Regions from separate parts of the Homo sapiens genome. Here region 2 is linked to region 1. Evidence: chromatin loops called from intact Hi-C (ENCODE). Cell type or tissue: HepG2. All regions are shown on one strand. Links, peaks and the distances in the headings refer to the core of each region. The heading gives the core; the rest is flanking DNA. Region 1 overlaps LRP6 (LDL receptor related protein 6). Region 2 overlaps BCL2L14 (BCL2 like 14).

Region 1 (8,884 bases), core at 1-8,000:
GGCTTGGAATCTAGTATAACTGGGAAGGAGTGCAAGCAACTACAGATGGATAATACCTCTTGGTATATATACTTAACATATCAGTATACTCATCAGTAACATTTATTAACCCATTCCCCTCTTTCTTCACCTAAAGTTAATTACGACAAGAGTAAAATTAGCTAATAATTATTCATTCAAATCAGCAAAATATCAATAGTGTTTTTAAAAGTTCATCTATCATTTAGTTCTCAGATTCCTAATACGTATTATTTAAAACATTAAGAATATCATCTGTAACTATGCCATGTTCCCCGAAATGTACACTGCAGTTGCAAAGAATGCACATGTAAAGCTGTTTACCCTTCGGCAGGGTCCAACGCGAGAGCTCTGGGACTATCTAGGTCTTTCCACACCAAAACTTGTCGGTGCTGCCCATCCAACTTTGACACCTCAATTCGATTCGTTCCTGTGTCTGCCCAGTACAAGTTCTTCCCAAGCCAGTCTACTGCCATGCCTTCTGGATAATCTAAGCCGAATTCTACCACATGTTCCAGTGCACTGCCATTCATAAAGGCTCTGCTGATGGTCTGCAAAAGAACATTAACAACTAAGTCATATGGCATAAGTCTAAACCCTATCCAGAAAGAAGGTTTGGTTTGGTTTTTGTCAGGGGCAAGAGGATCCAGAAGTGCCAAGAGGCATACTATTTCCTATTAAAATTCACATAACTTGCAAGCACAGAAAAATTTGATGTCAATCTCTAATAAATGCAACTTCAAGTTTTACTGCCAATTCAGGGGAGAAATTTTAAAACTCTAATGCACCAAAAATTTATTCTACTAACAGCAGAATGACTTTACTTTTAAAATTTATCAGTAATCAAGTGGAAAAGCTGTGACCACAATGCTACAGATCTTAATTAGTGGTCAATTTTCTAAAGGTGCTTAAGATTATGGCAAGTCATCATGCCTACCATATAAATGAATGTAACCATTATACTACCATTATAGCACTGAGTCCCATAACACTTTTAAAAATCATAATTCAAACTAATAATAGATACATCTTATCAAGTATTATCCTAAGTACGTTTTGTCCGTAGATTTTGTCACTTAATACAACAGTCCTGCAAGTATGGCATCACCCCTATTTTATGTTTTTGAGACAGAGTCTCACTCTGTCACCCAGGCTGGAGTGCAGTGGCATGATCTCGGCTCACTGCAACTTCTGCCTCCCAGGTTCAAGTGATTCTCGTGCCTCAGTTTCCCGAGTAGCTGGGATTACAGGTATGCGCCACCATGACCAGCTAATTTTTGTATTTTTAGTAGAGACGGGGTTTTGTCATGTTGGCCAGGCTGTTCTCAAACTCGTGACCTCAGGTGATCCATGTGCCTCAGCCTCCCAAAGTGCTGGGATTTACAGGCCTGAGTCACCGCACCCAGCCACCCCCCATTTTCAAGATGAGGAAATTTAGAACATCACCCAATGCAAACCAAAATTTATTTATTTCATTTATTCACTTAATAAATTTAACTGAACACCATTAGAATCCAACTCTGACTCCAACACCCCATGTTTTCGCATATTACAAAAAAGTTTACATGAGTTATCTGAAACAAGCCCAAAACAATCTGGAAGAAGAAAAGATTATTCTTCAGATTTATAGGTTGGGAGCTTCCTCTCTGGCTATCCTGGTATTCTTTTCAGTAACTATTCTAGGAAGAAGAAAATAAAGAATAACTCATTGTTGGCCTTTTCCGCCTCAGTCAGGCCCTAAAATTTTGTTTAAAGTAAATCACGAATTTTTTTTTAAAGTAAATCAACAGCCATTTTACGTGAAGCACACATTTCCTTACTCAGCTAATTGCAGAAAATGTCATTCATCATTTTCAAATGGAAGAAAGTAGAGGAAGACTATGGCTTGCAGATTTAAAACACTCTGGCAAAGTATCTGTATTAAAAAGCATCTAATAAAATACTGAATGGGCCTTTCCCTTCACTTAAAAACTTAAGGGTTTTGGCTGGGCGCGGTGGCTCACGCCTGTAATCCCAGCACTTTGGGAGGACGAAGCGGGCGGATCACGAGGTCAAGAGTTCGAGCGGCCTGGCCAACATGGTGAAACCCCGTCACTACTAAAAATACAAAAATTAGCTGGGCGTCGTGGCACGCACCTGTAGTCCTAGCTGCTCGGGAGGCTGAAGCAGGAGAATCGCTTGAACCTGGGAGGCAGGGGTTGCAGTGAGCCGAGACTGCACCACTGCACTCCAGCCTGGGTGACAGAGCAAGACACCGTTTAAAAAAAAAAAAAAAAACTTGAGGGTTTTTGTTGAACTCTGCCTGTCAAACAATGAGGGAGGTGGGTCACAGCATGAAGATTCAGAAATTCTAGAAGTTCTCCCTTTTAGTCCCTAGCTTTAATATTCCAATTCTTTTGCTAACCTTGAGTGATATATCAGTCCAATAAATTCGGTTGTCTGTCACATCAAAATCCAAAGCAGAAGCTTCTTTGACACCAGTGAGTGGAATAGCCACATTATTATTGTTTGTTTCCAGAGAAATTCGTCTGATATCTGCTCTCCGTGAAAACAAAAGGAAAGCCTCTGGGACAATGCAGGTCTTCATGTCACTGATGAGTTCAAAGCCAATAGGGCAAGCACAGCGAAGGCCCTGAGGTCTATAGAGGCAGAGATGGCTACATCCCCCGTTTTCCTCAGCACAGGGGTTGGAACCTAAAAGATTAATTATAAAAGGGGCACAGAAGGACACACACATTGATACATTCAACATATTTTCACTTTTAAATTACTTAAGCGTTTGGTTCACAAATGCCTATGATTATGTCTTGCTCCCAATCTCAAGTTTCAATTCTAATATCACAAACAAGTAATATGCAGATTAATAGGGAGTAAAAGCATGGTGAAGTATTTTCCTTTAATACCACAGTAAGCTTTAAAGTAAGGTATATTATTCATACTATCAGACTGAATTCTTTTGATGAAGGTGTGCCTGTGCATGTGTATTCAGCCCTTCAATTCAAACTGGGTAGCTAGAGTAGTAAGTCAACGTTTAAAAGGTCCCTTCTCAGTAAAAAAAAAAAAAAAAAAAAAAAAAAAAAAAAAAAAGGCGGGGGGGCAGTAAAGAAGGTTTCAAAATTGCCTCAAAACATCAATAATTTACACTGCTGACTATCTCCATCTTTTTTCATTCCTGGTTCCCATTTCTAAGAAAGCTTTGGAGTTACTCACCAATCACTCGATGAACATTTGTAGCCTTTAGGCCCATGAGGTCAGGCAGCTGATCTATGATCACTTCCCTCTCTGCACTTCGTTTATGAACTCTTTCAATGCTACGCCTCTGCCAGTCAGTCCAGTAAACATAGTCACCCAACAAAGTAAATCCAAATATGTGAGGAATTTTGTCTTCCACTAGTACTCGTCTCCCAGTGCCATCAGTATTCATAACCTTCAGGTTTAAATTCAAAAGAGAAGGGGATGAATTATGCATTTATTCTTCAGCTAAAAATAACAAATCCAACTGCCTGTTGTATAAAAATCCAAGAGTCATCTTGGTATTCCTATTACAATGCTTTCTCAAAATTACATGATGATTTTATAAAAATGATTTCAAATTTTCCATATAAGCCTCTATTTGACCACTTTTCCCCCCAATCTCATATTACTCTTCCTTCTAAAAATTCTGGCAACTTTAGATTATGCAACTCTTCTATTAAACAATTGTGGCAAAATTAAAAATACAGTATCATCACCTTAAGTTTGCACATTTGTTTTCAAATTATAATGTACCTTCATATACATTATTTTATCATATATTTTGTTTTATAACATCTTTTATTTTATCTTGAGAGCTTTGCCTATGGAAACTGAGATTCATGTAAGGTCACAGAGCTTGTAAACACAGTTGATGTCTTTTTCAGGACTTTTTCCACTTAGCATGCTTTTTATTTTGTTGTTGTTGTCAGTAACAACAAAAAACAGATAAAAGGGATCTCAATAAATCTCTCATTCCTCTGAGATTATAATCACAAAAGTATCGGGATTATATGACACCCTCTCTGCATCTAAGTTTCAAGAAACTAGGATGTACCTTCTCTTTCCAACTACCTAATAGTAACATTATTAAATTCACTCTGGCATTCATACTGTATTCACAGTGCATTCACCATGCACTATTCAGTGTTGACTTACTTGGGATACCTTTATTGACATAATATAACTAATATTTGATATTTACATATAAGATTATATCTGATACCTTTTTTGGGGGGGTAGGAGCAGATATTGTTCACATGTACATGTTTTTAGTATGAAATAACATTTCTAAAGGCTAATTTGCCCAGCACGCAGGCCCCTTTAAGTGACAGAAATGGTCTCAGGTAGGGACTTGAACACTGGGACTCTGGAAGGCTTGCTGCATCTTTCAGAACAGAACAAGGTCTTCTCAGTTTCTACTGCAGCATTTCCAATTGCATTTCCAGGAACATGTACTGCTACCTCATCTAAAAGGTCATATACTTAACAGTGAACCTATGTCCTGCATTAGGGAGAGTTCAATCATTCTATTAGGGAGCACCCAACACAGAGTGATAAATATTCTGTATTATACAATACAAAAATATTACTTTCTTATAAGTTTGTGGTATGTTAAAATATGCCTGATTCGGTTTTATTCTTAGATTTAATTCTATCTTATTTTGCATTATCTTACATTTAATAAATTACGCTAATTTTGCTGATCTTTACATTCAAATGTTGGCTTTCCTATTAAAATTTGCTGGTGTAAAAGCATAAACTAGATGCCCAATATTAAACTTTTAAAGAATAACACTTATATTTCTACTTCTATTATGAGATCAACAAAATCTTTTCTCTTTCAGCTATATCACTTTCCAACATTTTTGTTTATTTTGATAAATAAATAGCTTAAACAAAAGATGGATGATTAAGTATGAATTAGGAAAATGAGGCTGGGTATGGTGGCTCATGCCTATAATCCCAGCACTTTGGAAGGCCAAGGCAGGAGGAGCACTTAAGCCTTGGGTTTCAAGACCAGCCTGGACAAAATGGCAAGGCCCTGTCTCTACAAAAATACCAAAAAATTAGTCAAGCATGGTGTGGTAAGCCTGTAGTCCTAGCTACTAGGGAGGCTAAAGCAGGCAGATTGCTTGAGCCCAGGAGTTTGAGGCTGCAGTGAGCTATAATCAAGCCACTGTACTCCAGCCTAAGTAACTCCAGCCTAGGAAAAAAATCTTTAAAAAGACAGAAAATAGGTAAGAATGAAATTAAAAATCATTGTGAGAAAAATAATAAATGCCACAATTCTAAGACCTTTTTAGTAAACATAATTCTGCATCTTCTATTTACCAGTTTCCCTTCATTCTTCTGTTCTCTAAAAAATTTCTCATGATCAGCAAACAGTATTGTGGCAGAAAGAGATTTGTATTTCAAATATAAGCTTTATCACTCAGTGGGTACCTTTAAGCAAGTCTCACAAATAAAATAGGGACAGCAGTCCAGGCGCGGTGGCTCACGCCTGTAATCCCAGCATTTTGGGAGGCCGAGACGGGTGGGTCACGAGGTCAAGAGATGGAGACAATCCTGGCCAACATGGTGAAACCCCGTCTCTACTAAAAATACAAAAAATTTGCTGGGCGTGGTGGCGCACACCTGTAGTCCCAGCTACTCGGGAGGCTGAGGCAGGAGAATCGCTTGAACCCAGGAGGCAGAGGTTGCAGTGTGCCGAGATCGCGCCACTGCACTCCAACCTGGCAACAAAGTGAGACTCTGTCTCAAAAAAAAAAAAAGGGACAGCGCCACTGCCATCACTGAATTAGTTAAGGATCAAATAAAATAATGCTAAATATATAGCACAGTATTAGGTGCACTATCTGGTAAACACTGGTTCCTGTCCTTTAAAAATCATTTTATTAAAATGCTTTAGTTCCTAAATGTAAACAGCTAAATGATTGTATTTAATTATTTAATGTAGTGCTTCAAAATAAAAATACATAAATATAAAAGAATATATGAAAATAAAAGACCAAAACAACCACTCACTGTTAAACTGAAGACAAAAACCAAGAGACCTTTATGTATCCTGAAACCAGTGGGAAACTACACAGCTACAGCCTCCCATTTCCTACTCCCATTTTTATTGTTTACTTTTGCTAGTTAGATATAAAGTAACTAAAACAGTAAACAAAAAAGAACAAATATTTGACAATTTCATATGAGTACACTTTTGCTGCTCTGCCAGACCCCTAACTCACCTCCCCGCAAATCAAACAACATTAGTAAAGACATCTAGTAAATGCAAACCACCATGATAGACCTGATGAATGCTGAGAAGTTTAGAACAGGGCCTCTTCCAGCTAATGTATTACAATCTAATTGGGGAGGTAAACGATATTTACATTAAAATTACACACATATCCCCTCTCTGTAAGTAATCAGGAAAAACTTCAGGAAATAATAGCAGTTGAAATTCATCTTGAAGAATTAGAATTTTGACAAAGAAAAAGAGAAACAGATTTTCTAGAAAAAAAGAAATGAGTTAAGACACAGCAAAGCCAAGGATGCACACGACATGTTTGACTTTGAAAGAAATGCCTTGACTGAGATAGAACGAACACATGGGGGACTCAAAGGATACAGCATCAAGCAGATACCACCCTATGGCAGGTATTAAATTCCAGGATAAGGAGAATTACAGAAAGCAAGAAGGTTCTGAAAGCACTTTAAGCAGGGTGACACAATAAACCCATGTTTCAGAAACACTTCATTTATCTCTGTCACCCTGTTCAGCTTGTGTTAAAGATAAATATCTTATTTTAAATGTAGAATTATGAAAAAAATAAATAAACCAATATAGAATTATGGTTAGCAAAATATTTTCAATTTCTGTGAGATGGCAAGAGAGGTCCAAAATCCCTTATCTAAAGTCAGGGTCAGTTGTATTCCTGAATTCAGACTGTTTTTGTCTTTTTGTTTTTTTTTAAAGAAAGGTTAACACAATGCACATAGCATATCACCTCTACTTGGGTTCAGGGCAGCACTATTTATAGCCAAACATGTTAATATTTCTGCAATAAAACACGGCCAGGCGCAGTGGTTCACACCTGTAATCCCAGCACTTTGGGAGGCCAAGGCAGGAGGACCATTTGAGGTCAGGAGTTCGAGACTAGCCTGACAAACATGGTGAAACCCTGTCTCTACTAAAAATAGAAAAATTAGCCGGGAGTGGTGGCTAACGCCTGTAATCCCAGCTACTTGGGAGGGTGAGGCAGGAAAGTTGCTTAAACCCGGGAGGCAGAGGTTGCAGTGAGCCAAGATCGCACCATTGCACTCCAGCCTGGGCAACAAGAGCAAACTCTGCCTCAAAATGATAATAATAATAATAATAATAATAAATAAAAGTATGCCCGCAGTGTGGGACAGACTACAAATAGTCTCACACTGGTTCAGATCAAGTTTTCCACCAAATCAATTAACAAAAGCAGCATTTGGTTTTCAGAGCCCTTTGGATTTCAGAATTGCAGATAAAGGATTATAGATCAGAAATACTTTGCTCATCTTCACTTCAGTCCCTTGAGAAAACTGGGGTTTGGATCAGTGTTAATACTGCTCTAGATACAAGCAAGGGTCTCAGGAAGAAGAGAGCAAAGCAAACAATGAAAAGAAAAAGGTCTTCAGCAACATTTGCTGAAAGGACAACAAATGAAGACCACGATCAAAGTATTAACAAGCTCAACAAAGGTATTAACAATGAAGGTATTAAGAATGGCACAGTGGCGAAGAACTCAAAATAGTTCCTGAGAAGGCACAACTAATGATTTGGTTGCTTTACTCACTTGAGCACTAGTCCCTTCCAACCATTCCTTGTTCTCTCACTCGAAAAGCAAAAACTAAAAGGTCTTTTTTTGGTAATGACGTAAATACAAAAGCAAGATCTATCAATTCATGTCTATTTCAAGTTAAGCAATGTAATTAAGATTTATTAAAGATTTTTTTAAAACCACGTTTTGTAAGCACACTGTTTCCTTTAATTCCTGATCTCCTTGTTCTCATCTGGTGTAGTTTTTACAATAGGTTTGGATCTAAAACAGCACTGTCCAGGAGAAATATAACACAAGCCACCAATGTAGGCCGTATGTGTCCATTTAAAATTTTCTAGTAGTCATATTAAAAAGTACAAAACATGCCAGGAGAATGTTTTCGCTCACACCTGTAATCCTAGCACTTTGGGAGTCCAAGGCGGGTGGATCACTTGAGGCCAGGAGTTCAAGACCAGCCTGGCCAACATGGTGAAGCCCCCTCTCTACTGAAAATACAAAAATGAGCCAGGTGTGGAGATGCACACCTGTAATCCCAGCTAGTCGGTAGGCTGAGGCAGAATTGCTTGAACCTGAGAGGCAGAGGTTGCAGTGAGCTGACACCGCACCACTGCACTTCAGTCTGGGTGAAAGAATGAGACTCATCTCAAAAACAGTATAAAACAGTAGACAGAATTTTAATAGTATACTTTATTTAATCTAACACATCCAAAATTCTTTTCTCTCAACCTGTAATCAATATTAAAATTTTATTAATGACATTTATGGTTTTTTTTTTAATACTAGGTCTCTTAGAATGTGTTTTACAATTAAAGTACATCCTAATTCAACCTAGGCACATTTTAAGTTCTGCAGAGCCACATGTAATTAGTGGCTACATATTGCACTGTGCTGGATTAGAGTCTTCAGAGTGGTGACTACATACAGCCTATAATAAAATTAATTGGTTCCTTTTTTAGTTTACATCACTGTCCCCTCTATACCTGTCACCTTCAGGCTTACCTCAGATCGATCAGGCTCACTAAAGCTTCAAACAAATGTCTTTTATTTGG
Region 2 (8,884 bases), core at 453-8,452, 71 kb before region 1:
GCTTAAGGTAACTACAGCGATGAATTTCACAGTGAGAGCTGGGGGACTGAGCAAAGGAAGAAGGGGAAAGAAGGAAAGGAAGGGGCTGTAGGAGAAATCCCTAGTATGGTTTGTGTCTGGGCAGAAGAGGCGAGGTAAGATTTACTTGATAAGAATGAACATGCTTCTTGCCAGGCACAGTGGCTCATGCCTGTAATTCCAGCACTTTGGGAGGCCGAAGTGGGTGGACCACCTGAGGTCAGGAGTTTGAGACCAGCCTGGCTAACATGGTGAAACCTGGGTTTCTAGTAAAAATACAAAAAAATTAGCCAGGCGTGGTGGCACACGCCTGTAATCCCAGCTACTTGGGAGACTGAGGCATGAGAATCTCTTGAACCTGGGAGGCAGAGGTTGCAGTGAGGCAAGATCGCACCATTGCACTACAGCTTGGGCAACAAGAGCAAAACTCTGTCTAAAAAATAAAAAATAAAAAAAAAAAAAAGAATTAGCATGCCTCTTCCTCCAGCCCTTACCAAGCCACAAGCATTCATTGTCCCTGGAAAAATGTAAGATTATTTTTTGCTTCTCTTAAAAGAAATAACTGGAATTTTCCCCGACAGATGAAGAAGAACAAATACTAGCCAAAATTGTTGAGCTGCTGAAATATTCAGGAGATCAGTTGGAAAGAAAGGTATGGAACACCTTGAACTGATGCGATTGATTTCTGTGCCCATGCACTAGTACACGAGAATGGAATTGTATTCCAGGTTGCAACCTTATTCCCTTTCTAAGTCCTGGTTTCTACTTAGTCCTAAATTTTATTTCCCTTGGAGTCAAAATTCTTCATGCTGGTAGAATCTCAAAAATGAGTCACTTTGGAAAACATAAGTAAACCTTCTGGAGCCTCCTTGGAATTTTTGGAAACTAAAAAAGAAACTTGTTATTGCAAGAAAAGACACCAGTAAATTAAAATTTGCTGGATGGAATTATTAATCTCATTCCCCATGTAACTGATCCTCATTGAAGTTTAGACTCGCATTTGCTTTGCAGCCTGGATATCTGTGTCCCACAGTTGCTCCAAAGCTGGAATACTTTCTGGAATCTTTTTCCCCTGTAGTTGCTGGACTGTTGCCTGTTTAAGGGCTCTCTTAGCAGTTCAGCCAGGGAGGTGCGCTAGTGTTACTGGGAGAATGTATGGATTTCCTGCCATTTGGAAGTTGAGACCCATCTTTCCAATCAGGAACGGGTGAGAGTTGCCTTCAGGTAAACAGTTGGTGAGCAAACCTTCAACAGAGTCAAAAGGGCTTCTCTATGCCTCCTGGGTCCATAACCCACAGACGACTGAGTAGTCTCTAGAATCTGTCAATCAGGGGCTGGCTTGCAGACATAGACCCTTGTTTTTCCAGAATCTGTGGGGAGGGAGTCAGACCCTGGGGGTGGGGATGGGAGGTTCTGCAGGAAGACAAACAGCTCCTGTCTATAGCTTTGTCAAAAGTGTGCCCAGAGGCTGGTGACCCAGAGGGCGAAGCACCTGGGAGATGGGACAGAATGAGAAACAGCGAGAAAACCAGGGATATTAGGTTAAAGAAAAGAGAACGGGGTGTGTGAGCTTTGGGACCACAAGTAGAGGGTGGAGAGGGGTGCAGAGGAAGCAAGAGATGGAACAGGATCATGATTTAAGGGCACCCCTGCATTTCTCCAGAGCTAGTGTCATGGATACACAAATTATGCCTAGTATGGGGTGATTGATTTCTCCTTATGGTAAGAATGAACCTCCATTCCTGGAGAATAGGCATTCCAGGCTGCCCATGAGAGTCAACGGGTGCCTTGTGAGAGAATGATCTTCCTGTCACGGGAAGAATTGCAAGTAGGTGCCAATACCAGTTAGCATTTCAGCACAGAACTCCGAGGGGTCCTTTAGACAACCTCAAGGGCTCTTTACAACTCAGAGTTTCTGTGGCTCTCACGGCAACCTCCTTCCCAGCTTCCCTAAGCAGGGACTTGTGGTCATTGGTCAGGGAGGTGGGAAAGGCGGAGTGGGGGTGCTGGAGGTGGGACGAAGGCCACCGATCTCAGGTTATGAAGAGCGATGGTTTCATTTTCACCCCCACAAATTACCACTTTCAAAAACCTCACTTTGCCTGGTGCTCTCTCTTAAGGAGTTTGGACATTTTACATTGCTTATGGCAAAGCCTTGGTTGTTATTTCCTTTACATGCTTCCCCAGTAGGGAGCTCTGCTAGAGACACATGGTAGGTGTGACCTTGTGCTGGGCGGGTGCCAAGCTCCCACTGCAGAGTGCCGTGTGTGTGGCTGCAGGGGATCTGCAGAGCCGCTGGTCCCAAGAGCACACACAGCCCGAAGGCCCATCCTACACCTCCAGGAGAGGCCAAAGAGCCAGGTGCACCCGAGAGGGACAGGCAGGGGAGGGGTGAGGAGGTGCCAGTGGAAGCCCTGTCTTTGTGGCGTTTGATTCTTTTACTGTTCTGGCACAGTCCCCACTTGGCTGCCTGCTAGGGTTTTGAGCCTGGCCTCCTCCATTGGGAAACTGATGAAGAGGAGTCTGTTCCCTGTTATGGAGGAGGCTGGCCATGCCTCCTGCAGAGTCACAACCCAGACGGGGCCTGGACGGTGGGGGTGGGCGTGGTTCAGGGAAAAGACAGGTCTGCCAAAATCTCCCAATCGCATCTGACTCATCCCCCAGATATCCCTTTTAGAAACAATATTTGTTGAAAACCCGCTTGGCTTATCATTCCTCTAGGACAGAACTAGAGGATTTTCAAATAAATATTTTGTCCCTGCTCACTCAGAAATTTCCGTTTTCACATGACAACCAGCATATTAACAGACATTGCAAGAATGCTTTAAATGAAGATGATATATAGCTTTTTGATATGAGCCCTGATTTTTCAAAAGCAGAAGAGGCAGCATTGATTTTGTTTTAAAGGCGTGGTAGTTCAAAGGAGGTAAAGCAGAGAGATACCAGGTTCAAGGGAAGGCCGGGAGGTAAAATCAATAGGGTAGAATAATGGGAAAGAAATCAATGAATTGGAGTTTTTTTAAGTGAACATTGCATGCAAGGGAGTCTTCCCTGACCTCCATGCTCCCGTAGCATCCTGAAAAATGACTCGCATTTCCAAAGCACCTCTTCTATGTCCAGCACTATAAAGTGTTCAACTACCCTATAGTATAGGGCCAAGCACAGTGGCTCACACTTGTAATCCCAGCTCCTGGGGAGGCCGAGGTGGGAGGATCGCTTGAGGCCAGGAGTTTGAGACCAGCCTGGGCAATATAGTAAGCCTTGTCCCTAAAAAACAATAATAATAAAAGTTTCTTAAGAAAATGAAGGCTGGGTACGGGCACAGTGGCCCACACCTGTAATCCCAGCACTTTGGGAGGCCGAGGCAGGTGGATCACCTAAGGTTAGGAGTTCAAGACCAGCCTTACCAACATGATGAAACCCTGTCTCTACTAAAAATACAAAAATTAGCCGGGTGTGGTGGTGTGTGCCAGTAATCCCAGCTACTTGGGAGGCTGAGACAGGAGAGTTGCTTGAACCTGGGAGGCGGAGGTTGCAGTGAGCTGAGATCGCGCCTCTGCACTCCAGTCTGGGCAAGAGAGTGAGACTCCATCTCAGAAAAAAAAAAAAGAAAGAAAGAAAAGAAAAGAAAATGAAGACTGGGTGCAGGGACTCATGCCTGTAATCCCAACACTTTGGGGAGGCTGAGGTGGGTGGATCGCTTAAGCCCAGGAGTGGGCAACATGGCGAAACTCTATCTCTACAAAAAAATAGAAAAAAATTAGCCAGGTGTGGTGGCATGCACCTGTAGTCCCATCTACTTGGGAGGCTGAGGCAAGAGAATCACTTGAGCCCAGGAGGCAGAGGTTGCAGTGAGCTGAGACCACACCACTGCACTCCAGCCTGGGCAATGGGAGTGAAACCCTGTCTTAAAAAAAAAAAAAAGAAAGAAAACAATTACCCTATAGTATCAATACTATCACCATCCTAGTTTAGAGATGACAAACTGAATCTGAGAGGTTAATTTCCCCAAGATTGCATAGCTAAGTAAGAGGTGGACCCAGGGGTTTGAGCCAAGACAGTGATTCCTAAGCTTCAGATCCTGTCCCTTACACTACTTCTAGCAAAGGACATCACATTTTTCTGCAATTCCCACTAGACTGTGAGCCCTTTGAGTGAGGACCCGCATCTCAGTCATCCATACTACCTGCCCATTATAAGTGCTCAGGAAATATTTGTTAAATGTCAAATGAACTGACTGTTCCATTTTATACATGTATTTGTGCTGATGAAATGAATTCACCGAGCAGTACATGCCCATTCTGGTTCTGCAGGACACTGCCTTCATCCCCATTCCCTTGGTTGACACCAGCATCCAGGGTTTTCCACAGGATGGTTTGATGGCCTGCATTTGAGCTAAAGAATGAACTTCTGTCTGCCTCGTGGAGCCAAGCTACTGTACTGAGTGCTTATTCTTTTGTACACAGCTGAAGAAAGATAAGGCTTTGATGGGCCACTTCCAGGATGGGCTGTCCTACTCTGTTTTCAAGACCATCACAGACCAGGTCCTAATGGGTGTGGACCCCAGGGGAGAATCAGAGGTCAAAGCTCAGGGCTTTAAGGCTGCCCTTGTAATAGACGTCACGGCCAAGCTCACAGCTATTGACAACCACCCGATGAACAGGGTCCTGGGCTTTGGCACCAAGTACCTGAAAGAGAACTTCTCGCCATGGATCCAGCAGCACGGTGGATGGGTAAGCGTATCCTATTTAAAAACAAATTTTCTCAGAACTCAGAAGAGATGGGATGGATTTTTTTTTTTTTTTTAAATGAAGGGAACACATCTATGAAGCAGTTCTCATGAGTTTAGGACACTTGAGTGGCCAGAGATAGATCCCATTGATGGGAACATATTTTTAGTGATTATCTTCATCATCAATAAATATTTACTGAGCTCTCCAAGGGTATGCAGGGTATGTGTGGATGGAAAGGGACTGGTCAGATGGAACAGGAAATGAGGAGATGCTGAGATAAGAAATGTTTAGATAGACGTAATTTCTGTTTTCACAAATTTTGCAGGCAACGGAAGTCTGGCAGGGAGACAAGGGCAGGCAGACAGTTCCTCACACTTGCAGATACTTAGAGGTCACGGAGACTAAGCCTCATGCAGAGACTCAGGGTTCATGGCATTTTGTCATTGCTGCTTTGACCCAGCCATTTTGAGGGTGACATTTTGATACCAAATAAAAAGCCAACAGTTAAACTTTCATCTATTTTCAATTACCTGGTATCAGTCAAAACAGACCTCTTTCCCTTTTGCCTCAAACCCTCTCCCATCCCTCATCCCCAGTTCCTCAGGTCTCCTTAAGACTGCCATGTTCAAACAGCTACATAAGGTCCACCGTGTCAAAATGTACTACCCCACAACTTTAACTCTCAACAGGCCTAGGCATTCCTAGGCGGACAGACCTTCATCCCACATTATCCTTAGTTCTCTTTCCACTAGAATGGTCCAGGGGCCAGCAGGAGGATTGAGTCGGCTCTAGGCATGGCTGGAGTGACCCTGGGACCTCCACACAGCCTTGGTCTCTTTGCTGATGGAAGGAAAGTGCAGCTGATCTTGCCCAAGGGTCTGAAGTGCCCGCCATGGTCTTCAGTGGCTGCCACGGTCTTCAGTTTCTGTACATTGAGTTCCTTTCTATTTTCCACTTTTGCACCAAGTTTGATAACCCTAAGTGGCTGATCTGAACAACCAAGGCCATTCTTAAGTATTCTAAACTTAAGCTGCCTTAGCTTATTCTAAAAGGAGGACAGGTTCCTCAACATTATTTTAGTTCTACCTATTCTTCTTTCCAGGATTCCTTCACCCCAACAACCCCCTTGAGCCCTCATCTGCCCCAAAGCCTCTCCTGACCCTTCCAGCTCAAAGGCTGCACAGTCTCTAATCTCCAGCACTTCATGTTTGCACCATAATAATATACAAAAGATGATCAAATTCCCAATTGACTATGTTTCAAGCATTCATTTTAAAAATCATTGTTAGTCCTCTTAATATATTTTCTCAGAGAAATTATAATTATCAATTGGGTTCACAGGCTAGCTCTCAAAAATCTGTTTAACCCACTAATGTAGCTAAAATACCATAAATATGCTATTAAAAAGCAGTGGTTCTACACCAAAAGCACAAGCAACAAAAGAAAGAATAGATACATTGGATTTTGTTTTGTGCTTCCAAGAACACCACCACCAAGAATGTGAAAAAAAAAAAAAAACAACCCACAGAATGGGGAAAAATACTTGCAAATAAAATCTCTAATAAAAGACATATCTAAATACATAATGAACTATTATAATTGAACAATAAAATGTCAAATAACCCAATTTTCAAATGAGCAATGGATTTGAATAGACATTTCTCCAAAGAATATATATAAATGGCTAAAAGCACATGAAAAGACGCTTGTTTGACATCTTCATTTCAACAGTAGGAAAATGCAAATCAAAGCAACATTGAGCTCTATCCACTACAGTGGCTAAAATGAAAAAGAAAAGCATTGACGTCGGTGAGGATGTGGAGAAATTGGAACCTTTTATGTTGCTGGTTGGATTGTAAAATGGTGCAGTCCCTTTGGAAAACCACTTGGGAGTTCCCAAAAATGTTAACTATGAAGTTACCAATTCCAGGGGCCGGGCGCAGTGGCTCACGCCTGTAATCCCAGCACTTTGGGAGGCCGAGGCGGGTGGATCACGAGGTCAGGAGATCGAGACCATCCTGGCTAACACGGTGAAACCCCGTCTCTACTAAAAATACAAAAAAATTAGCCGGGCATGGTGGCAGGTGCCTGTAGTCCCAGCTACTCAGGGGGGCTGAGGTAGGAGAATGGTGTAAACCTGGGAGGCGGAGCTTGCAGTGAGCCAAGATCGCGCCACTGCACTCCAGCCTGGGAGAGAGAGCGAGACTCTGTCTCAAAAAATAAAAAAAATTAAAAAAAATAAAGTTACCAGTTCCACTCCTGGATATATACCCAAGAAAGTTGAAGACATATTTTCATACAAAAATTTGTACATGAATGTTCATAGCTTCCATTAGCCAAAAAGTGGAAGCAACCCAAATGTCCATCAACTGATGAATGATGAATGGATAAGGAAAATGTAGTATAGCCACACAATGGAATGTTATTCCACTATAAAAATAAAGCAAGTATTGATACATGGATGAACCTTAAAAACATTATGCTAAGTGAGAGAAAGTCAGGCAAAAAGGCCATATACTGTATGATTCCATGTATATGAAGTGTCCAGAATAGGCAAATGTATAGATACAGAAAGTAGACTCGTTGCTAGGAGCTGAGGGTGAGAGAATGGGAATAATTGCTAAGGGATGTGAAGTTTATTTTTGGAGTGATGATAATGTCCTAAAATCAGAGGCGATGTTTGCATAACTCTGTGAATATACTAAAAGTGAATATACGAATTCACTGAATTAGTGAATTTTATAGCATAATTATATTTCAATCAATCTTTATAAAACTAGCAGTTCTAATTCTAGTAATCAAAAAGAGGAAAGAGAAATGAATGCAATTATTTTTTTAATTTGGCTGCTGGTACTGGAGAAAAAAAACAGTTCCAATTAGAAAAAAAAAAAGATGAATTATTCAGTAGGAATACTAAAGTGGATTTCCAAAGGCTTTAGAAATTGATGGCACTAGTTCTTTAACATCTGTAGTTTCAATTCAAAATGTATTTCTTATCCAAGTTATCATAAACCTTAATCTTAACTCTTGGCCACAGTTAAGTTTAATTTGGAGCATGTCAGTGGAAATTAGGAGAGGGGAGACAAAGAATGTGAGAGGGATGACTAATTTTTCCAAAGGGTAGAAAAAAATAAAGGAGGATGATAAAGAATATTTATGAGCTGATATGAGCTATGGAAGTGTGAAGGACATGTGGATTGGGGCGTGTGCTCAGAGTCCCTTAACGGGAAAAAAAGAAGACAATGGGAAGTAAGCCTCCTGGGACTTCCATTGGCACCAAGTGTCTCGATGGCTCTCTCTGCTGTCCTTGTAGTAGTGTGGGAGGAGAGAAATCTAGTCCCATGCACAAGCTTTCCAGAAGCTCAGGGTTCCTATCTCAGTATTCCACATTTCATATGAGTACATCTCATCTTCCCAACTAAACTGCAAATCTGTAAGGGTGAGATCATGTTTTTATGATGGCTCCTTTAATCTCCCATAGCTCCCATTCCTCTACATAACACCATAGATGTTCAGCCAGTACTTGTAGAACGGTGAATGAATCGATCAAATGAATGAATAGCAACTCTATCTACAAGGCATGCCAAACAAGCTACCACGAGATTCTGATTTACTCCTTGGCTCTTTGTGCTCTCTGTGGAGCACCATTCACATAGTTACCCTGCAGTCCTGCAACCTCACCCATTCTGTAGCACTTTGAAAGGAGAGAGTTGTAACCTTCATAGTCATTGACCTTTCAGTACCCACTTTTATTACATTTTAAATACACCCTTGAAGCCCTCCCATCTTCAAGGAAAGATCCAGCCTGTTAGCTCTGGGTGTGTAACGTAAGACCTTAGCTGATGTCTTCCTTGCAGGCATACCAAGAATGCCAGTCACCTCTCCAAACCCTCCCCCAAACTAACATGGTCTCCTGAGCCTCGGGTCACGCCTGGGATAGAGCAGAGTTAGCAGCCATATGTTTTCACTTCAACAGTAAATCTAACTTGGAATTTTAAGAACCTATTTTTCCCCTCTAGGAAAAAATACTTGGGATATCACATGAAGAAGTAGACTGAAATATCAGATTTGTCATCAGGAATACTCTTTGTCTACTGTGGTCCTGTGCACGTTGGCCTCAGATGGACTACAGG

What was found. Peaks named below come from ENCODE experiments on the same cell type or tissue, not always from the same donor. Only the 100,000 strongest peaks of a DNase experiment are listed, where the experiment ranks them.
Region 2: a loop joins it to region 1, with 1.9 times the contacts of the local background. A loop is called at or near these places in 2 of 110 quality-filtered maps.

The regions. Positions count from the first base shown.
Region 1 is chr12:12,161,851-12,170,734 of GRCh38, forward strand. It overlaps LRP6 (LDL receptor related protein 6), which reads right to left. Exons shown (of 23, transcript NM_002336.3): 8 at 3,229-3,445; 9 at 2,423-2,712; 10 at 343-569. Among named protein-coding and RNA genes, the nearest start is that of MIR1244-4, 54 kb to the left of the region's middle. In HepG2, for the core only: no CTCF peak of the experiment used is centred there; DNase peaks (open chromatin) are centred at 3,311 and 6,231.
Region 2 is chr12:12,090,180-12,099,063 of GRCh38, forward strand. BCL2L14 (BCL2 like 14) reads left to right here. Exons shown (of 6, transcript NM_138723.2): 4 at 600-670; 5 at 4,485-4,751; 6 at 8,771-8,884. The coding sequence ends at 8,809. Among named protein-coding and RNA genes, the nearest start is that of MIR1244-4, 17 kb to the right of the region's middle. In HepG2, for the core only: no CTCF peak of the experiment used is centred there; DNase peaks (open chromatin) are centred at 2,642 and 4,992; H3K27me3 peaks cover 251 bases.